2 separate regions of the Homo sapiens genome follow, and region 1 is linked to region 2. Evidence: read pairs that join two places in POLR2A ChIA-PET (ENCODE). Cell type or tissue: GM12878. All regions are shown on one strand. Each heading gives the region's core, and the rest is flanking DNA. Links, peaks and the distances in the headings are about the cores only.

Evidence for each region. ChIA-PET counts read pairs that join two places held together with the same protein. Peaks named below come from ENCODE experiments on the same cell type or tissue, not always from the same donor. Only the 100,000 strongest peaks of a DNase experiment are listed, where the experiment ranks them.
Region 1: POLR2A ChIA-PET joins it to region 2 with 5 read pairs; 5 of 35 experiments call an interaction of 5 or more read pairs at or near these places.

The regions. Positions count from the first base shown.
Region 1 is chr19:48,280,158-48,294,957 of GRCh38, reverse strand. ZNF114 (zinc finger protein 114) reads right to left here. Exons shown (of 6, transcript NM_153608.4): 5 at 12,461-12,587; 6 at 7,350-9,197. The coding sequence ends at 8,080. Among named protein-coding and RNA genes, the nearest start is that of ZNF114-AS1, 16 kb to the right of the region's middle. RefSeq lists enhancers at 2,936-3,584, 3,702-3,751, 3,772-3,821. In GM12878, for the core only: a CTCF peak has its summit at 3,529 (motif pointing right); no DNase peak of the experiment used is centred there; H3K4me3 peaks cover 607 bases.
Region 2 is chr19:48,420,812-48,428,811 of GRCh38, reverse strand. It overlaps GRIN2D (glutamate ionotropic receptor NMDA type subunit 2D), which reads right to left. Exons shown (of 14, transcript NM_000836.4): 11 at 6,867-7,027. Among named protein-coding and RNA genes, the nearest start is that of GRWD1, 21 kb to the left of the region's middle. RefSeq lists an enhancer at 3,706-4,000. In GM12878, for the core only: no CTCF peak of the experiment used is centred there; a DNase peak (open chromatin) is centred at 3,938; H3K4me3 peaks cover 252 bases; H3K27ac peaks cover 486 bases.

The sequences.
Region 1 (14,800 bases), core at 2,637-10,636, 140 kb after region 2:
GGGAGGCCAAGGTTGGCGGATCACCTGAGGTCAGGAGTTCAAGATCAGCCTGGCCAACATGGTGAAACCCCGTCTCTACTAAAAATACAAAAATTAGTCGGGTGTGGTGGCACATGCCTATAATCTCACCTATTCCGGAGGCTGAGGCAGGAGAATCTCTTGAACCTGGGAGGCGGAGGTTGCAGGGAGCCGAGACCATGACACTGCACTCCAGCCTGGGAGACAAGAGTGAAGCTGTATCTCAGAAAATAAATAAATTAATAAATAAAATGGCTTGATAATAGTACATACTTGTTTGTGTGAGAATAAAATGAACTGATACACAGAAAGCCTCAGAACAGTACCTGGCAAGTAGTAAATGCTCAGAACTACATGTGACTATTAGCAGGACAGCGATAAAGATGGAAAGGAGTGTAGTGTTTTCTTTCTATTTATTTATTTATTTATTTATTTTTGAGACGGAGTCTCGCTCTGTCGCCCAGGCTGGAGTGCAGTGGCACAATCTCAGCTCACTGCAATCTCCGCCTCCTGGGTTCAAGCAGTTCTCCTGCCTCAGCCTCCCAAGTAGCTGGGATTACAGGCACCTGCCACCATGCCTGGCTAATTTTTTTTTTTTGTATTTGAGATGGGGGTTTCACCGTGTTGGCCAGGCTGGTCTCGAACCCCTGACCTCAAGTGTGCTCCTACCTCGACCTCCCAAAGTGCTGGGAATACAGGCGTGAGCCACTGAGTCTGGCCTGTGTTCAGCAATATTTGAGCCATTTTTCCTTACAGAAAGAGAAATACTTATTTTTGTGTTTTAAATAAAACTGGTGTAGGAAAGTTAAAAAAAAAAAAAAAGAACTCTATTTCTCCCCTTACAGCTGCACAGGAGGGGACATCCACATATCTTTTCTCATTAATTTGATAAATATTTATTGAGCATGTACTATGTGCCATATATTGTACTAGGTTCTGGGGATGGAAGAGTAAAGGAGAAATTTGAAAATGGCATTTCAGGAGGGAGGTGGAAAGGCAGCTCCTCTGAGGCGTGGCTCCTGGCAGTGGAACTGCTATTCTTCCTCCCTGGGGGCCCAGGAAGTCTCATCTTGGTGTGGAGCTGAGTCGTGACCACCAGCCCTATCTCCCATTTCGGAGCGATTTCCTCCTCTTTCCTTCCAAAGATAGCAGAGTAAGCACAGCAGACCGAGCCTTCTGATTTGCTGCCCCTGCAAAGCGGCCTCATAGACCACCACAGTGCGATGGACTCAGGCTAACCACAGCTCTCTGTCACCTCAAGGGTCCTAGTCCTACAATGAGCAGGTTCACTTCCTCTACCTTCCCCTGGACTGGGGCTGGGCTCGCCACTTTTAGATGGTCAACCCTGCAGCACCCAGCGCAGAATACATCGAAGGCCACTTTAGAGACACCTGAGAATTCAACCTAGATTTTTGATTTTTTATTTTTTTGAGACAGGGTCTTGCTCTGTTGCCCAGGCTGGAGTGCAGTGGTGCAATCTTGGCTCACTCCAGCCTCCACCTCCCAGGTTCAAGTGATTCTCATGCCTCAGCCTCCTGAGCAGCTGGGACTACAGATGTGTGCCACCACGCCCGGCTAATTTTTGTATTTTTTGTAGAGATGGAGGTTTCACCATGTTGGCCAGGCTGGTCTCGAACTCCTGGCCTCCAGTGATCCTCCCGCCTTGGCCTCCCAAAGTGAAAAAGACATTTTAAAGTTTGACCTCTGGAATGCCTTATGCTACAGCCTAAGAGAACAGCAGGTGAGTGCAGCTCAATCTTATCAGCCAAAGTGGAGGAAGGATGAATTAAATTGTACTCAATAGCAGTGAAATTACGGGTATTTAATCATTTTCCTCCTCCAGGAGTGAGGCAGAAACAGGCACTGCCACATCCAGGCTGTGTGGTCTTGGGCCAGTGTCTTCAGCATCCTGAGCTGTTACTCATCCTGACATCAGAGCTGGCAGCGAATCCTGGAGGCAGCTTTGTGTGGTGGGGAAGGCTCACTGGGAGGTAGCGTGGGTGTAACCGGTTCCTCATCATAATCTCTGTCAAGTGAAAAAACATGGGGATAATCTAGAACAGTGGAAAACCCTATCCCAGACCCTTAGAGAGTCAGGAAACCATTTTAAGGTGACCTGACCAGCATTTAAAAATAGGAATAGGCCGGGCCTGGTGGCTCATGCCTGTAATCACAGCACCTTGGGGGGCTGAGGCAGGCGGATCACCTGAGGACAGGAGTTCGAGACCAGCCTGGCCAACATGGTGAAACCCCGTCTTTACTAAAAATGCAAAAATTAGCTGGGCATGATGGCGGGAGCCTGTAATCCCAGCTACTCAGGAGGCTGAGGGAGGCTGAGGCAGGAGGATTGCTTGAACCTGGGGGACAGAGGTTGCAGTGAGCCGAGATCATGCCTGGGTGATAGAGTGACACTCTGTCTCAAAAAAAAAAAAGGAATAGAGTGGAATATAAAGCATCGTGTAATACAGGGCCGTGTAATACAGGGTGGTATTTTTAAAACTAAAATTTTCTTTTTTTTGAGACGGAGTCTCGCCCTGTCACCCAGGCTGGAGTGCAGTGGCGCGATCTCGGCTCACTGTAACCTCTGCCTCCCGGGTTAAAGTAGTTCTTTGCCTCAGCCTCCCTAGTAGCTGGGATTACAGGTGCCCGCCACCATACCTAGCAAATTTTTTTTTTTTTTTTTTTTTAAGTAGAGATGGGGTTTCACCATCTTGGCCAGACTGGTCTGGGACTCCTGACCTGGTGATCCACCCACCTCGGCCTCCCAAAGTGCTGGGATTACAGGCATGAGCCACTGCAGCCGGCCTAAATTTTGTTTTTAATTGTACATATTTATAGGATGCGGCGTGATGTTTTGATACATATATAAATTGTGCAGTGATCAAATCAAGGTTATTAGCAAATCCATCATCCCAGATGCTTGCCATTTCTTTGCGGTGAAACATGCAAAATGTTCTAGCTATTTTGAAGTATACAATCCATTGTTGTTGGCTATAGAGGGTGGTATTCTTTTGTAAAAGTATGCTGATGCGGCCAGGCACGGTGGCTCATGCCTGCAATCCCAGCACTTTGGGAGGCCGAGGCGGGCAGATCACTTGAGGCCAGGAATTCGAGACCAGCCTGGCTAACATTGTAAAACCCCATCTCTACTAAAAATAAAAAATTAGCCAGGCGCGGTGACGGGCGCCTGTAATCTCAGCTACTCAGGAGGCTGAGGCAGGAGAATCGCTTGAACCCTGGAAGTGGAGTTTGCAGTGAGCCGAGATCGTGCCACTGCATTCCAACCTGGGCAACAGAGCAAGACCTTGTCTCAAAAAAAAAAAAAAAAAAATGCTGACGCAAAATGATTTCTTACTGTGCGTCAGAATTTTGGAAGCCACTGGTAGACAGTCCTTAGTTTCACACAATGATTTTCAGACAACTGCCCATTCGCCAATTCCAACCACCTCGGCCCACTGCCCAAATCCAACGTTTCTGGTCTCCGGGCGGCGCTGCCTTAGCAGGATCCGCCGCCAGGTGGCGCGCTCCCCCCGCCCGGAGTGGGTTTTGTTCCATCCCGGACTTAGATCTTCCAAGACGGCGATTTCCTTCTGGTCGGGTCTCTTCCCGAGGATCCGCTTTACTCGTACTAGAAACTCTGACCTCGAATGCAGTTCCAGAAGCAGAACCCTGTAGGGGGTTTCAGGCGGCCAAGAAGGGAAGTGGTTCTCCTAAGACCGTCCCGGCTTCAGTCCACGGCGCTCACTAAATGCCTCCCACGCCAGACGAGGTCCCCCGTCCCCGGAGCTCGCGTCCCAGAGGTGAGGACACACACGAACCCTCCTGCCCGAATTCGCGACCCCGTCAGTGCAGGGAGGCTCTGGCCTGGGGCTGAAGAGCCGAGTCTCTGGTGCCTGACAGCACGGGGTCGAGCCCCTCCCGGCCACCTGCTGGCTGTGTGATCTTGGGCATCGTGCTTGGCCTCGCTGTGCCTCAGTTCCCCCCACTGTAAAATGGTAGTGATAACAGCAGCCACTTCATAGCGTTGCAGGCGTTGCATGAGTTAATAGGTGCAAAGCGCTCAGAAGGGGGCCTGGCGTATGTTTGCCAAAACGATTGTTGAAAATTCTCAGTTTACATCTGTGAGAATTGAGGACCAGTTGGGGGTAGAGGGTGGGGAATCCCCAAAGTCGGCTAAGTTCAGCCTCAGCGACTGGAGGCGGGAGGGGTGTTCCCTCAGCTACAGATGTTTCCCCCCTCCCGCCCCGGCCCCCTCCACCCCCGGTTGAATCCAGGGATTCTGATTTCAGCCATGGTCCTTTTCCTCCGCACAGCGCTCCCTGGGGGTGGGAGTGGACCCAGGCCCCTTGGCAAGGTCTGGGACTGTCCTGGCATAGCAGCCTCCCCTCCTCCTCTTCATTCCTTCCAGGATGGGGAGGGCCATGAGTCACCCAGATTCTAGGATAAAGCAGCAGATTGCTGGGAAACGCAGGCAGCAGGGGTCCGGGAGAAAGGGCCAAGCTTGAGCCCCCTCAGCCACAGTGGGGGTCCCTGACCTGCAGGTCTTCCCCAAACACTGAAAGCTGAACTTAACAGTGCTGGGGCCATGCAGAATGCGCGCCTAGGAGGACCTCTGCTCTTACCAGTGGCGTTTCTCTTTTCTTTTCCTTTTTTTTTGGAGACGAAATCTCGCTCCGTCGCCCAGACGGGAGTGCAGTGGCGCAGTCTCAGCTCACTGCAACCGCTGCCTCCCTTGTTCAAGTGATTCTCCTGCCTCAGCCTCCCAAGTAGCTGGGATTACAGATGTCTGCACCATGCCTGGCTAAGTTTTGTATTTTTAGTAGAGATGGGGTTTCGCCATGTTGGCCAGGCTGGTCCCGAACTCCTGACCTCAAGTGATCCACCCACCCCGGCCTCCCAAAGTGCTGGGATTACAGGCATGAGCCACCGCGCCCGGCCTATTTTTTTTTTTTTTGAGACAGAGTCTCACTCTGTCTGTTGCCCAGGCTGGAGTGCAGTGGCACGATCTCGGCTCACTGCAACCTCCGCCTCTTGGGCTCAAATAATTCTCCTGCCTCAGCCTCCTGAGTAGCTGGGACTACAGGTGCATGCCACCATGCCTGACTAATTTTTGTATTTTTAGTAGAGACGGGGTTTCACCACATTGGCCAGGCTGGTCTTGAACCCTGACCTCAAGTGATCCACCTGCCTCGGCCTCCCAAAGTGCTGGGATTACAGGCGTGAGCCACCACGCCCGGCCAAGAATGACTTTCATAAAATGCTCATTGGGAGGGCTTTGCAAAATTGGTGTTAGCAGCATGTTTATAATCTCTAAAGTGAGATACAGATCCAGGGTCTCTGGAATGAATATAACTAAGAAAGAATGAATGCCACCTGCACCCTACCTGCTTAGCTTTTCTTTTCCTGAAAGAAGCAAGGCACAAAGAAATATTCTATGCCATGCCATCATACGCAGCATAAACATCATCGAAACTAGAAAACAGGGTATTTGGGGATTTCTGCATAGCTGCAAACATAAAGATGAGCGAGGGGGGCGAATGATACAAAATGAACCATGGCGGTTTCCTCTTGGGGCTGGAGATGTCGTCTGTGAGGCACAGACGTGAATTGCCTGGTGTTTAATGATGAGCTGTTTACGGGCTTGGATGGTGGGTATAAGGGTGATCACTTTATTAACTTTGAAATGTCGTGGTGGCAGGTGCCTGTAATCTCAGCTACTCAGGAGGCTGAGGCAGGAGAATCACTTGAACCTGGGAGGCAGAGGTTGCAGTAAGCGGAGATCACGCCACTGCACTCCAGCTTGGGCAACAAGAACAAAACTCCATCTCGAAAAAAAAAATGTATATGTACATTTTCATGCATTTTCAGGTAGTCATATTTCCCAACTTTTATTTTTTATTATTTTTATTTTTACTTTTTTTGAGATAAGTTTCACTCTTGTTGCCCAGGCTGGAGTGCAATGGCACAATCTCGGCTCACCGCAACCTCCGCCTCCCAGATGCAAGCAATTCTCCTGCCTCAGCCTCCTGAGTAGTTGGGATTACAGGCGTGAGCCACCACACCTGGCTAATTTTATATTTTTAGTAGAGATGGGGTTTCTCCATGTTGGTCAGGCTGGTCTCGAACTCCTCACCTCAGGCGATCCGCCCACCTTGGCCTCCCAAAGTGCTGGGGTGACAGGCATGAGCCAACATGCCCGGCCGTTTCCCAACTTTTAAAAGATTGAAAAGAGGCCGGGCACAGTGGCTTATGCCTGTAATCCCAGCACTTTGGGAGGCCAAGGCAGGCAGGTCACTTGAGGTCAGGAGTTTGAGACCAGCCTGGCCAGCGTGGTGAAATCTCGTCTCTACTAAAAATAGAAAAATTAGCTGGGCGTGGTGGTGGGTGTCTGTAATCCCAGCTACTCGGGAGGGTGAGGCAGGAGAATCACTTGAGCCCAGGAGGCAGAGGTTGCAGTAAGTCGAGATTGCCCCACTGCTCTCCAGCCTGGGTGACAGAGCAAGACTCTGTCTCAAAATAAATACATACATAAATAAAATAAAAATAAAAATAAGACATTAAATAGTGCTCATTGTGGAAAGTGAATCTATGTGCCCTTAGTAAAGAAGATGAGAAGAATGGAGGTGGCAGGGAAGTTGACAGAATAGGGCACATTAGACTGACAAAGTCATAACAAGTAACCCAAGTTGGTACCAGAAAGACCACATACTCTGACCATAATGCAGTTGAACAGTGACCAATAAGACAAAAATGGTATCATGGAGTATATGAATCCCAAGTCTAAATTGAATGAGGCTCAAAGAAGGCTTCACATTGAAAATGAGACCACGTGTATGTGAGTTATAATGAACCTGCTATATACCAACATTTATGTGGCAGAGCTGGGAGTGTGCAAAGAGGGATATCCTTCATCTTGTAGCATTTTTTTTTTTAGAAAGGAAAAACTGGAAAATCATGAACATTTACAGTGTTTCAGTCCTACTGTGCGCTCATTGTGCCTAAGTGAAAGGCTGGACCTGAAAGCTTTCTTTTTTTTTTTGAGACAGGGTGTCACTTTGTCACCCAGGGTGGAGTGCAGTGGTGCAAACACAGCTCACTGCTGCCTCAAGCTCCCAGGCTCAAGCGATCCTCCTGCCTCAGCTCCCCAGGTAGCTGGGACTACAGGCATGTGCTACCACTCCTGGTTAATTTTTGCATTTTTTTTTTTTTTTTTGTAGAGATGGGGTTTCTCCATGTTGCCCAGGCTGGTCTCAAACTCCTGGACTCAAGCAATCCCCCACCTTGGACTCCCAAAGTGCTAGGATTACAGGTGTGAGTCACTGCACCAGGCCTTGAAAGCTTTCTTATTTTTATTCCAGTTGTAGCCTCCCTTCAGGATGTGGATTCACATGCAACATGAGTGGTAAGTGTTTAAAGAGGTCTTTCCTACTTTTTTTTTTTTTTGAGACGGAGTCTCGCTCTTTCCCCCAGGCTGGAGTGCAGTGGCTCCATCTCGGCTCACTGCAAGCTCCACCTCCCAGGTTTACACCATTCTCCTACCTCAGCCTCCCAAGTAGCTGGGACTACAGGCACCTGCCACCACGCCTGGCTAATTTTTTTTGTATTTTTAGTAGAGACGGGGTATCACCGTGTTAGCCAGGATGGTCTTGATCTCCTGACCTCGTGATCCGCCCGCCTCGGCCTCCCAAAGTGCTGGGATTACAGGCATGAGCCACCGCGGCCGGCAGGTCTTTCCTACATTTTTTATTTCCGTAAGGAGTCTCTGCAGTGTGAGTTCTTGTATGAACCATGAATTTGAGACCACGCTGAAGGCTTTGTCATATTCCTTTTAGATTCGCAGTTTCTCTCCAGGGTGAGAACAAATGTCTACTCAAGATGAATGAAGATGAAAGGCTTTCTGTAGACTTTACCTTCACAGGGTTTTTTTTCACATTTCTGTAAGATACGAGAGTTCAGGGAAGATGTTCTCACTCATGCTAACCCCTTGAGCTCCCTTCCAATATGTCCTCCTCACATGTTTGGTACAGTCAGAAAATTAATGAAAAATTTTCCACCTTCCTTTCATTCACAGGGCTTCTCATCTTTGTGAGTCTTAAGATGTTTTTTAAGTCCTGACGACTTTGCAAAGTCTTTTCCACATGTCTTACATTTATAGGGTTTCTCTCCAGTGTGGCTCCTTATATGTGTATATTTTGAGGACTCCCGAATGACTTTCCCACATTCTTCACATTCGTAGGGCTTCTTCTGCACAACATGCTTTCTTAAATGTTTATTAAGGTGTAAGGAATATCTAAAGGCTTTCCCACATTTCCCACATTCATACGGTTTCTCTCCAGTGTGAATTTTCATATGTCTCATAAGGAATGACTGATAAAAAAAGGCTCTCCCACATTCGGGGCATTTATGGGTTTTCTCTCCAGTGCAATGACTCTTGTGTGAACCGGAATTTGGAGCGTTGGCAGAGGTTGCCCCAGTTTGACAATCCTTCTTGTTTGTCTCTGCGGTATACAACTGCATCTGCATGGCGTGAATTGAGTTATTTCTGGAGGTGTTCTCGCACTGAGTAAAATCATACATTTTCTCTCGACCATGAGTGTTGTGTGCCCTAAGGGATCCGTCTTCACGGAAAGCTTTTCCAAATGGATTCCGCTGGTGCCTGTTGGCCCCCGTATCAATTTCATCACGTATATGATGCACAGTGTTCTGACTGCCAGTCCATGTGCTTGATTTCAGCTCTGTTTTTCTCCCACACGGAACCCACTGAATGTTCCACCCCAAGACTCCATCGTCTTCGTTGTTTTCATGTGTTTTTTGACTATCGTTTAAGACAGGATTATACTTGAAAATACTTGAGTCACGTGTTAGGATACATTGTCTTATGGAATCTCCCTGTGAAGGCACAAGCCTGCAGGTAGGTTTAGAGTGGTTCCTCATTTCATGATCTTCACAAATGCTAACAGGAGATTCATCTTTCTCAGGGGCAACTGCAGGTGGCTTCACATTATTCACCCCCTGCCTGTGTGGTTCCTCTGTTTTGGGGCATCTCCAGTCTTCTCTTAATGTGGAGTGCTGGGAACTGATGCTCGTGAGACACACTCTGTTGGCTTCAGGAAATGTTCTTTTAGGAAGAATATCCGGCTGAGGGGTTGCGTCTTTGGTTTTACATGGAGTTGCCCAATCTGAAATACAGTGGCACAAAAGTTAAATTCTTTGTTGAAAGTAAAGGTGGGTTAGAGATGATGACATAGGCAATCTCCGTGTGGATTTCTCTCTTTCTTTCTTTCTTTCTTTCCCTCCCTCCCTCGCTCCTTCCATCCTTTCTTTCTTCCTTCCTTCCTTCCTTTCTTTCTTTTCTCTTTCTTTCCCTTCCTTCCTTCCTCCTTCCTTCCTTCCTTCTTTCCTCTCTCTCTCTCTCGTTCTCTCTGTCTTTCTCTCTTTTCTTTAGACAGAGTCTTACTCTGTGGCCCAGGCTGGAGTGCAGTGGCATGATCTTGGCTCATTACAACCTCCGCCTCCCAGGTTCAAGCAATTCTCTGGCCTCAGCTTCCTGAGTAGCTGAGATTACAGGTGCGTGCCACCATGCCTGGCTAATTTTTGTGTTTTCAGTTGAGATGGGGTTTCACCATGTTGGCCAGGCTGGTCTTGAATTCCTGGCCTCATGTGATCCACCTGCCTCAGCCTCCCAAAGTGCTGGGATTACAGGCATGAGCCAACGCGCCAGGCCTCTGTGTGGATTTCTTTCTAAATGTTCACTCAACATGTATGATAAAAATGTGAAGGGGAAGAAAGCAAGAGGAAGGAAGCAGAGAAAGACATCAGAGATTCTGCAGTGTCAGGAATGTGATGACGGTAAGGTCAGGGGTTCAACATGGAGAGTGTCATGTTACTGAGGAACAGTTCTGCAGAGATCAAGGAAACGATCAGGAATTCTAAGTGGAAGAGAATTGGACAGAGAGTCCATGTGAAATTTTTATTTTTTTGAGATGAGGGTGTCACTAGGTTGCCCAGGTGCTGGAGTGCAGTGGCTGGCTATTCATAGGTGTGATCACAGCACACTGCAGCCTTGAGCTCTTGGGATCAAGTGATCCTCTTGCCTCAGTCTCCCGAGTAGCTGGCTCCATGTGCAATTTTAAGGAGAAAAGGAACAGGCCTTTAGCAGGGAAAAATGAAAATATGAGAGGATGGATAAAAGTCAAAAAACATAAGCTTGGACAGGCACAGTGGCTCACGCCTGTAATCCCAGCACTTTGAGAGGCTGAAGTGGGTGGATCACCAGAGGTCAGGCGTTTGAGACCAGCCTGGCCAATGTGGTGAAGCCCCGTCTCTACTAAAAATAGAAAAATTAGCTGGGCATGGTGGCGTGTGCCTGTAATCCCAGCTACTCAGGGGGCTGAGGCAGGAGAATCACTTGAATCCGGCAGGCAGAGATTGCAGTGAGCTGAGACTGAGCCACTGCACTCCAGCCTGGGCAACAGAGTGCCTGTTTTTTTCTTTCTTTTTTTTTCCTTTTAATTAAAAAAAAATTGTTTTTAAAGACAAAAAGAACAGTGTTTTGCCATGTTGGCTGGGCTGGTCTCGACTTCCTGGCCTCAAGTAATCCTCCTCCTGCCTCAGCCTCCCAAAGTGCTAGGATTACAGGTGTGAGCCACTGTGCCTGGCCTATAGGTCTCCTTAGCTGCTCTGTAGATAACAACTTGAAAATTATAAAACATTAAGTTTTCTCTTTGAGATATTCCTTCAGGTCCTGCATTCTGATGAAATGACTATGCTCACTGATCTGAGGAATGCCGTGAGAAACTGACGCACCAAAGAATGTACTTTCCTCATCCCGATGATTTCATCCCCCTTCCTCTGACCAATCAACGTCTCCAATTCTCCAGTCCCTTATCCTCCATGATCCCCTTAAAAATGAGAGCAGTGGCTCATGCCTGTAATGCCAACACTTTGGGAGGCCGAGGTGGGCGGAGCACTTGAGGTCAGGAGTTTGAGACAAGCCTGGCCAACACAGTGAAACCCCGTCTCTACTAAAAATACAAAAATTAGCCAGGTATGGTGGTGCATGTCTATAATCCCAGCTACTCGGGAGGCTGAGGCAGAAGAATTGCTTGAACCCGGGAGGTGGAGGTTGCAGTGAGCCGAGATCGCGCCACTGCACTCCAGCCTGGGCAACAAGAGTGAAACACAGTCTCAAAAACAAAAAAAAAACAAAAACCCCAGAACCCCCCAGGGAGAAGAATTTGAGCGTCTCCTCCCATCTCCTCGGTTGGCACCATGTAATCATGCAACTTTCTCTTTTCTCTGTTGCAAACCCTGCTGTCTCAGTGGCGAGCCTGTTGCTCTGTTACCATGCTGCTGGCTTACAAACCTGTTGGTCCTGTAATGTTCACATCTACCTGGTACTGAGATGCATAAATGCCTGGACAAAACTGCCCTGCACTGTTTTCAGACCACTTCTTGCTCCAAATGAGAGGGCAGACTGGGTTTGCCTAGTTGAAATCCTGCTCACTGGGCAAGCATGTGGTATAAAGGAACTGTGCCGAGACTTTCTGTCAAATGGACACAGGCTTTGGTTTGCTGGGGTTCTGAAGCTGATGATGTGTGAATAGAAGTGCAACAGTGGTCCCTCTACTTTTCTCATCAATGCACTAAAACTCTGCCAAAAGGGCTCAAAACGACCCTTTTCCTGTGCACCATGTTCACCTACATAAGGATCCCCCAAATTCTGTTCAATCACGAAGAGAATAAAAATGTAATGCATTAGCTGGGGGTGGTAGAGCATGCCTGTAATCCCAGATACTCAGGAGGCTGAGGCAGGAGAATTGCTTGAGCCCAGGAGGCGGAAGTTGCAGTGAGCCGAGATGGTGCCACTTCACTCCAGCCTGGGTGACAGGGTGAGACCCCATCTTAATGAAAAGAAAAATAAAGGCTGGGTGTGGTGGCTCACGCCTGTAATCCCAGCACTTCCGGAGGCCGAGGTGGGAGGATCACTTGAGGTCAGGAGTTCAAGACAAGCCTAGCCAACGTGGTGAAATCTGCCTCTACTAAAAATACAAACAAAAATTAGCCAGGTGTGGTGGTGTGCACCTGTATTCCCAGCTACTAGGGAGGCTAAGGCAGAAGAATTGCATGAACCTGGGGGGTGGAAGTTGCAGTGAGCTGAGATGATGCCGCTGCACTCCAGCCTGGGAGATAGAGTGAGACCCTGTCTCAAAAAATAAATAAAATAAAATAAAATAAAATAAAATATAAAATAAAATAAATAAAGTAATGCAACAAACTGACTTCCAGTTTCATGGTGAACCCTACACCTACTACCTGGGGGGCAGCAGCTGTGTCTCTGGAATTTAACCCAGTTCCCATTTTCCAATGCACTTCCCAGAACACGGTTCCAAACCAGCACTGGTCCCATCACGGACTAAGTGCAGGAAGGGGGCCTCCTTACCTATGAATGCCAAGTTCCTAGAATTTTCCAGCATCACGTCTCTGTAGAGATTCCTCTGAGCTGGGTCCAGCAGGGTCCACTCCTCTTTGGTGAAGTTCACAGCCACGTCTGCGAAGGTCACCGAGTCCTAAAATAACACATGCAGTTTGGCTCGGAGGGGTGTCCTGTTATCAGTTTGAACTGTGACCCCTTTCTCCACAGAAAAAGGTAGGTTGAGGTCTTAACCCTTGGTACCTGCAAAGGTGACCTGATTTGTGAACTAGAGTCTTTGCAGATGTCAATGAATTAAGATGAGGTTGTGGCCGGGCGCGGTGGCTCACACCTGTAATCCCAGCACTTTGGGAGGCTGAGGCAGGTGGATCACAAGGTCAGGAGTTCGAGACCAGCCTGGCCAGCATGGTGAAACCCCGTCTCTACTAAAAATACAAAAAATTAGCTGGGCATGGTGGTGGCGGGTGCCTTTAGTCCCAGCTACTCAGGAGGCTGAGGCAGAGAACTGCTTGAACCTGGGAGGTGGAGGTTGCAGTGAGCCGAGATCACACCACTGCACTCCAGCCTGGGCTACAAAGTGAGACTGTCTCAAAAAAAAAAAAAAAAAAAAAAGATGAGGTTGTACTGGGGGTTGGGTGGGCCCTAATCCAGTGACTGGTGTCCTTATAAGAAGAGGAAATCTGGCCAGCTGCAGTGGCGTATGCCTGTAATCCCAGCACTTTGGGAGGTTGAGGTGGGACGATCGCTTGAGGCCAGGAGTTCAAGACCAGCTTGGGCAACACAGTGACAACCCGTCTACAAAAAATAAAAAAATTACCCGTGAGTGTGGGCGGGTGCCTGTAGTCTCAGCTACCCGGGAGGCTGAGGAGGGAGGATTGCCTGAGCCTGGGAGGTGGAGGTTGCAATAAGCTATGATCCTCCCACTGCAGTCCAGCCTGGGCAACAGAGCAAGACCCTGTCTCAAAAAAACAAACAAAATATAAATTAAAAAAAAAAAAAAAAAAAGAAGGGGAAATGTGGACAGAGGGAGGGAAACAGAGGGAAGAATGTCATTTGGTGAGGGAGGCAGAGACTGGAGTGATGGGTCCACAAGCCAGGGAATGCCAAGGACGCCAGTGACTACCAGCAGCTAGGTAAGAGCATGGAACAAATTCTTTTTTGGAGCCTCCAGAAGGAAGCAACTCTGCCGCTATTTTGATCTCGGACTTCCAGCCTGCAGAACTGTGAGAAAATCAATGTCTGTTGTTTAAGCCACCCCATCTGTGATAGTTTCATCAGCCTGAACAGCCTAATGCAACAGGAAGAGGTACAGTCGATTGGTAGAGACTGACGTCCGGTCGTATGACTCAGGTGCTCTTTCTTCTGAGACAGGGTCTTGCTCTGTCACCCAGGCTGGAGTGCAGTGGTGCAAATGCAGCTCACGGCAGCTTCGAACTGCTGGGCTCAAGCGATCCTCCCACCTCAGCCTCCCAAGTAGCTGGGACAGCCAGCACACACCATCACCTGTGGCCCTGTCTCAGGAAAAAGAGTACCTGAGTCACGCGACCGGACTTCAATCTCTACCAGTTGACCAACTGTGTGTCTTTCTCATGCATTAGCCTGTTCAGGCTGTTATAACAAACTATCACAGAGGGGTGGCTACTCCTTAAACCCTGGCCGGGCATGGTGGCTCGTGCCTGTAATCCCAGCACTTTGGGAGGCCGAGGTGGGCGGATCACCTAAGGTCAGGAGTTCGAGACCAGCCTGGCCAACATGGAGAAACCCCATCTCAACTAAAAATACAAAAATTAGCCGGGCGTGCTGGCAGGTGCCTGTAATCCCAGCTACTCGGGATGCTGAGGCAGGAGAATCACTTGAACCTGGAAGGCGGAGGTTGCAGTGAGCCGAGATCATGCCATTGCACTCCAGCCTGGGCAACAAGAGTGAAACTCCGTCTCAAAAAAAAAAAAAAAAAAAAAATTTGGAGTGGGGCACGTCTCAGTCCACTGCTTGTCATCTGCAGGTCATGACAGTTGCGGGAGATGCTGCCACTGCCCGCTCCATAAACGCCTAGTGTCCCCTGTGAGACCCTGAGTTCCTTAAGACAAAAACACTTTCTTTTTATTTTACTTTATTATTATTTTTAGAGACAGTCTTACTCTGTCACCCAGGCTGGAATGCAGTGGAGTGATCACTCCTCATTGTGGCCTCAACCTCCTGGGCTCAAGCGATTCTCTCACCTCAGCCTCTTAAGTAGCTGGGACGACAGCCGTGCACCACCACACCAGGCAAATTTGTTTTATATTTATAGAGACGGTGGTCTTGCTACATTGCCCAGGCTGGTTTTGAACTCCTGGCCTCAAATGATTC
Region 2 (8,000 bases), core at 1-8,000:
ATTCACATATTGAAGTCCTAGCCCCTAGTACTTCAGAATGCGACCTTATTTGTATATAGGGCCTCTGCAGAGGGAATCCAGTTAAAATGAGATCATTAAGGTGGGCTCTAATCCAGTATGACTAGTGTCCTTATAAAAAGGGGAACTTGGGCCGGGCGCAGTGGCTCACGCCTGTAATCCAAGCACTTTGGGAGGCCGTGGCAGGCGGATCACCTGAGGATGGGAGTTTGAGACCAGCCTGAGCAATATGGTGAAACTCCGTCTCTACTAAAAATACAAAAATTAGCGGGGCTTGGTGGCACACGCCTGTAATCTCAGCTACAGGAGGGAGGCTGAGGCAAGAGAATCACTGGAACCCGGGAGGTGGAGGTTGCAGTGAGCCGAGATTGTGCCACTGCACTCCAGCCGGGGCAACAAGAGTGAAAGTCCGTCTCAATTAAAAAAAAAAAAAGCGGGGAGGGGGAGGGGGGAGCTTGACTGGGTTCGGTGGTTCACACCTGTAATCCCAGCACTTTGGGAAGCTGAGGTGGGTATATCACCTGAGGTCAGGAGTTCGAGACCAGCCTGGCCAACATGGCAAAAACCCATCTCTGCTAAAAATACAAAAATTAGCCAGGCGTGGTGGCGGATGCCTATAATACCAGCTACTAAGGAGGCTGAGGCAGGAGAATCACTTGAACCCAGAGGGCAGAGGTTGCAGTGAGCCGAGATCATGTCACTGCACTCCAGCCTGGGCAACACTCCATCTCAAAAAAAAAAAAAAAAAAGAACTTGGCCACAGAGACACAAACAGAGGGAAGATGATGGGAAGAGATACAGGGATCAAGAGTCAACAGCCAAGGAGAGGCAGGCCTGGACAGATCCTTCCCTCACAGCCCTCTGAAGGAGCCAAGAGGATGCCTAGCCTCCAGGACTATGAATCAAAACATTGATTTGATTAATTTTTTGCAAACTAATTGTGAACTTAAATTAGTTAGAACAGGACTTGATATATAATAAACATCAAAGTAAATTAAAAAGATACAGGAGTAGACCAAGGAGGGTGGCTCACGCCTGTAATCCCAGCACTTTGGGAGGCCGAGACGGGCGGATCACAAGGTCAAGAGTTCAAGGTGGATCAACCTGGCCAAGATGGTGAAACCCCATCTCTACTAAAAATACAAAAATTACCCGGGCATAGTGGCAGATGCCTGTAATCCCAGCTACTCAGGAGGCTGAGGCAGAGAATTGCTTGAACCCAGGAGGCGGAGGTTGTAGTGAGCCGAGATCGCGCCACTGCACTCCAGCCTGGACAACAGAGTGAGACTCTGTCTCAAAAAAAAAAAAAAAAAAAAAAAAAGAAAAGAAGATATAGGAATGATCCCAAGCCCTGGCAAGGAGGCAAGAAGGATATGGAACAAGTAGAACTCTCTTGCATTGCTGATGAGAGTGTAAATTGGTACAACCACTTTGGATTTTTGTTGTTGTTGTTTTGTTTTGTTTTGTTGTTTTGAGAGGGAGTCTCACTCTGTCAGCCAGGCTGGAGTGCAGTGGTGTGGTCTTGGCTCACTGCAACCTCTGCCTCCAGGGCTCATGCAGTTCTCCTACCTCAGCCTCCTGAGTAGCTGGGATTACAGGTGCCTGCCAGCACACCTGGCTAATTTTTGTATTTTTTTGTAGAGACAGGGTTTCGCCATGTTGGCCAGGCTGGTCTCGAACTCCTGACTTCAAGTGACCTGCCTGCCTCAGCCTCCCAAAGTGCTGGGATTACAGGCATGAGCCACTGTGCCTAACTGTTTTGGAAGATGTCTGACAGTATCTGTTATAGCTAAGCATACTCTCCCTATGACCGGGTAGTTCCACCTATGGGAATACAACCAAGGAAAAGGAATGTGTATGTCCCCCAAACACTTGTACAAGAATGTTCATAGTAGAATATTCATAATGGGCCAAGGTGTGGTGGCTCACGCCTGTAATCCCAGCACTTTGGGAGTCCGAGGTGGGCAGATCACTTGAGGTCAGGAATTTGAGACCAGCCTGGCCAACATGGTGAGACCCCGTCTTTACTAAAAATACAAAAATTAGCCGGGCATGGTGGTGTGTGCCTGTAATCCCACCTGCTCAGGAGACTGAGGCAGGAGAATCGCCTGAACCTGGGAGGTGGAGGTTGCAGTGAGCAGAGATTGCACCACTGGACTCCAGTCTGGGCAACAGAGGAAAACTCTGTCTGAAAAAATAAATAAATAAATAAAAATAAAAAATAAAAAAAAAAGAGGCAATTACACATGTTTAAAAAAGAGAATATTCAGCTAGGCATGATGGCTTATGCCTGTAATCCCAGCTCTTTTGGAGGCCAAGGCGGTTGGATCACCTGAGGTCAGGAGTTTGAGGCCAGTCTGGCCAAGATGGTGAAACCCCATCTCTACTAAACATACAAAAATTAGCTGGGCGTGGTGGCAGGCGCCTGTAATTCCAGCAACTTGGGAGGCTGAGGCAGGAGAACCGCTCAAACCCAGGAGACGGAGATTGCAGTGAGCCGAGATCGCGCAACTGCACTCCAGCCTGGGCAATAGAGAGAGACTCTGTTTCAGAAAAAAAAAAAAAAAAAGAAAGAAAGAAAGAAAGAAAAAGAAAGAAGAGAAAAGAAAAAAAGCAATATTCATAATGGCCAAACACTGGCAATAACCTGAATGTCCACCAGCAGTAGAATGAAAGAATTATGGTATATTTATATAATGGTATACTCAACGGTATTCAGCAATGAAGGAACAATCTGGTGATAACACTGAGGAAAATAAGCCAGACAGGAAGGTATTATATGCACTGTTTGATTCTGTTTAGAGGACGTTCAAAATCAGGCAAAACTAATTATATGATATTCTATGGTGACTGGAGGGGCAGGGGAAGCTTTATGAGAAGCCGGGAAATTCACCATACCTTAATCTGGACCTGGTCACATGGATGTCTATGAATGTATAAATAATGAGTTGCACGCTTTTTGTACCTCACTGTACCTCACTGTATCTATGTATATATCTCAATAAAAAAAAGATGAAAAATATCTATAAAAAGACACGGGATGAGGCCTCAGCTATTTTTACTTATTAAAGGCTGGTGATGTGGCTGACATTTGTATGGGAAAAAAAATACAGGTATCCTGCTTTCTCTGAACTCAAGGCGGGGACAGATTTAGGTTCATTTTGAGAGATGGGGCTGGTCTGTCTTGCTAGTCACATTCTCACCACTTGCTATCCAAAACTTGGGAACCAAGTAGATTTGGAAAGTGCCATCCGCTGGATACGGTGGCTCACGCCTGTAATCCCAGCACTTTGGGAGGCCGAAGCAGGTGAATCACTTAAGGTTAGGAGTTCAAGACCAGCCTGACCAACATAGTGAAATCACATGTCTACTAAAAATAGAAAAATTAGCCGGGGATGGTGGTATATGCCTGTAATCCCAAATACTCGGGAGGCTGAGGCAGGAGAATCGCTTGAACCCGGGAAGCGGAGGTTGCAGTGAGCCGAGATTGCAGCACTGCACTCCAGCCTGGGCAACAGAGCGAGACTCCATCTCAAAAAAAGAAAATGGGATCCCCCCCGCCCGCCCACTGAGAGTCTCTGAATTCTTGCTCTCCCACTGCAAGGACTGAGCAGGCTGGCAGTGTGAGGTATCCCTGAAGGGGTAAAAGAGGAAAGTGATTCTGTTTGCAGCCATCCCTGCCTTCTGAGGAAGGCGCAAGTGAAGCAGAGGTGGGAGGTGGCAGCCTGGAAAGGCACCCTGTTTTGTGTGAGAGAGAGAGAGAGAGAGAGAAGAGAGAATCTGGAATTCTCAGGGTCCTTCCTGGAGGGAAGGGCTGGCGAGAAGAAAACGGAAGAAGGGGGAAGGGGGAGAGATGAGTCAGCAGGCTGGCTGGGGAGAATGCTCTGGGTGAGTAAGGAAGTGAAAAAGTCCCAGGGTCCTGGGGGGCGGCCAGCGCCCTTTTATATTTTCTGTTCATTATGTTGACTAGGAAACTTTTTGCATTTGGGTGATGTCGACCTGGGCGGTCCAGTGCAGCAGTGACACGCCACTAGGGCTGTGGATCACTTGAAATGTGGTCACTCTGAACCTAGATGTGCTGTGAGTGTAAAATGCCACAGATATCAAAGACAGCGTGTGGGGAAAAAAATTATGTAAACGGTCTCACCCATGTTTATACTGATTACGTGTCAAAATAATATTTTGGACATAGTTAGGTAAAATATATTATTAAAAGTAATTTCCAGCCAGGCGCGGTGGCTCACGCCTGTAATCCCAGCACTTTGGGAGGCTGAGGCGGGTGGATCACGAGGTCAGGAGATCGAGACCATCCTGGCTAACACGGTGAAACCCCGTCTCTATTAAAAATACAAAAAATTAGCTGGGCGTGGTGGTGGGCGCCTGTAGTCCCAGCTACTCGGGAGGCTGAGGCAGGAGAATGGCGTGAACCCGGGAGGCGGCGCTTGCAGTGAGCCGAGATTGTGCCACTGCACTCCAGCCTGGGCAACAGAGCGAGACTCTGTCTCAAAAAAAAAAAAAAAAAAAAAAATTTTTTTTTTTGTGAGTCAAGGGGGTCTCACTATGTTTCACAGGCTGGTCTTGAACTCCTGGTCTTAAGTGATCCTCTCACCTTGGCCTCACAAAGCTTTAGGATTACAGGTGTGAGCCACTGCATTGGGCATTAGAAATTTTTTTAAGCCAGGCATGGTGGCTCACGCCTCTAATCCCAGCACTTTGGGAGGCTGAGGCAGGCAGATCACCTCATGTCAGGAGTTCAAGACCAGCCTGACCAACATGGTGAAACCTCATCTCTACCAAAAATACAAAAATTAGCCAGGCATAGTAGTGCACGCCTGTAATCCCAGCTACTCAGGAGGCTGAGGTGGGAGAATTGCTTGAACCCAGGGAAGGCGGAGGTTGCAGTGAGCTGAGATCGAACTACTGCACTCCAGCCTGGGCAACAGAGTGAGATCCTGTCTCAAAACAAACAAAAACAGAAATCAGATCATACCCTTCCTTACGTAAAATCTCCACACCTCAAGGCTTCTCACCGCCTTTAGCATAAAGTCCAGCCCTGACCTTGGCCTCATGCCCAGAATCCTCCCCTCATCTACTCTCTCACCTCAGCTCCTTGCCCTTCAACCACACTGGCCTTCTTGCTGTTCCTCCAGTAAACCAACACTGCACCTTCCTCAGGCCCTTTGCACACTCTGTTCCCTCCGTCTGAAGGCTCTGCTTCCGGAAGTCCACCTGGCTAGCTCTTTCACCTCCTGCAGGGCTCTGCACAAATGTCACCTCCTCCGAGAAGCCCACCCTGAACACCCTGGTGAAAATATCCCAGCCCTGCCGCCCTCTAGCTCACCATCACTTTCTGAAGAGATCTTGATTTTTCTGTTTGCATGTTTATTGTTCATTTCCCACCTCTAGACCTAGGAATCGGGTCTATTTGTTCACCGCTTAGCGTACAGCAGAGGATAAGAAAAATGCACACGGAAGGACTGAGTAAATGCAGGACGGGGAGAGAGTTACTGTGCTCAGCCTTGTTGTATTCGTGGGCTGCACTTTGGGGCCTGAACTCAACTTTTTTTGTATTGTTTTCTTTTTGAGACGGAGTCTGTCTCTGTTGCCCAGGCTGGAGTGCAATGGCACAGTCTCGGCTCACTGCAACCTCCGCCTCCTGCATTCAAGCGATCCTCCTGCCTCAGCCTCCCAAGCAGCTGAGATTACAGGCGCCCGCCACCACGCCCGGCTAATTTTTGTATTTTAAGTAGAGACAAGGTTTCATCATGTTGGCCAGGCTGTTCTCAAACTCCTGACCTCAAATGATCTGCCCGTCTCGGCCTCCCAAGAGCCTGTTGCCGCACCCAGCCTAATTTTTGTATTTTAAGTAGAGATGGGGTTTCACTATGTTGGCCAGGTGGTCTCCAACTCCTGACCTGAAGTGATCTGCCCGTCTCCGCCTCACAAAGTGCTGGGATTATAGGCGTGAGCTACTGCGCCTGGCCTCTGAATTTAACTTCATCCCTATGATTTGGGAAAGGGATGTAAAAAGATAAGAAACACAATCTAAGCATTGATTCCAGTGAGTTCAGGTCTAATGATAATGATAATATCAGCAAACACCTATAGTGCACCGGGCACTGTTCTAAATAAATAAATAAATGTTCTGAGTGGACTAACTAGTTTAATTCTTTTTTTTTTTTTTGAGACGGAGTCTCGCTCTGTCGCCAGGCTGGAGTGCAGTGGCATGATCTCGGCTCACTGCAACCTCCGACTCCCAGGTTCAAGCGATTCTCCTGCCTCAGCCTCCCAAGTATCTGGGACTACAGGCGCGTGCCACCACGCCCAGCTAATTTTTGTATTTTTTGTAGAGACCAGGTTTCACCATGTTGGCCAGGATGGTCTCGATCTCCTGACCTTGTGATCCGCCTGCCTTGGCCTCTGAAAGTGCTGGGATTACAGGCATGAGCCACCGTGCCCGGCTTACTAGTATAATTCTTGTAACAACCTTATGATCATTACAGTGGGGATACTCTTGTTATCCTCATTTTACAGAGGAGGAAACAGAGGTTCAGAGAGGCTGAGTAACTTGCCCAAGGTCACAAAGCCAAGAAGGGGAAGAGCAAAGATTTGAGCCCCATCAGTCTCACCCCAGAATCCAGAAATACTGCATCCCAGAAAATATCCCAAGGAGCCTGCTCCTGGGAGGAGGAGTCCACTTCCACCCTCAGTGACCTCCGCCCTCCAAGCTGACCCACCCAGGGCTGACCTCTGGGACTGAATGAATGAACCTGGACCCCTTGCCATCTTTGAGCATCCTCAGGTCCCCAGCGGCCCAACCCCCACCCCCGGCCCGAGTCTGCGCTGACCCTGCCTTGAGCTGAGTGAGCGCTTCCTCTACGCGGGGCTGGTTGTAGCGCACCATGTAGCTGTGCATGTCGGGATAGTTGCTGCGGATGTTCTTCTCCGTGGAGCCGTTGGGCACGGTCCCAAACTTCAGGGGCGGGTACTGCTCCTGGGGCCTCTGGAACTGGGGCAGAATGGGGAGTGATTAGGGCACCCTCCGCAGGGACATCCCTAACATAAATCACCCATTCTGAGACACACCCGCTATCTGGCAGACACCCCAGTCCCAGGAGTGTTCAATATTTCTCAACACTCGCTCACTACATTAGGGAATGCTTTTCCACTCCCACCCAGCACACACGGTTGCAGACACGTGATCCAAAAGTTCACGAGAAGCCTCCCTGAGGCCCCTGATGTGCCAGGTGTTAAGTCTTCACTTACTGAATCGCGGGAGGTCCTGGGAGTAGAGGCTGGCATGGCAGGAGCTGGGAGCTGTTGCTATTTACCAATCCGTTCAGAAATAGTTCACTTTTTTTTTTTTAAACGGAGTCTTGCTCTTGTTGCCCAGGCTGGAGTGCAATGGCACACTGTCAGCTCACTGCAACCTCCGCCTCCCAGGTTCAACTGATTCTCCTGCCTCAGCCTCCCGAGTAGCTGGGATTACAGGCACATACCACCATGCCCAGCCAGTTTTGTATTTTTAGTAGAGATGGGGTTTCTCCATGTTGGTCAGGCTGGTCTCGAACTACCAACCTCAGGTGATCCGCCCGCCTTGGCCTCCCAAAGTGCTGGGATTACAGGCATAAGCCACCGCGCCCAGACAACTAAAACAAGTTTTGTAAAACCAAACTTATACATAAGATGCAGGCAACTATTCTATTCTACTCCATTCCATTAAAAAATGCTTATTGCAACCCATCAAACTGATTTCTCAAGCCTCTAATAGGTCATGACACCCAGCTAGTTAATCACTTTAGTCTCAAAGTATGCTCTGCAAACCACCAGTCCCTCAACAAACGGTGATTGCAGTGAGATGTGTACAGGAATGGAGAGAGTGAGCATTTAGAGTGATTTGACAGAATTCTTTTTCGTCTGTTGAATCTAATAAATAAAAATGTGAGTTTGGCTTTTTTTTAGGCAGAGTCTCGCTCTGTCAC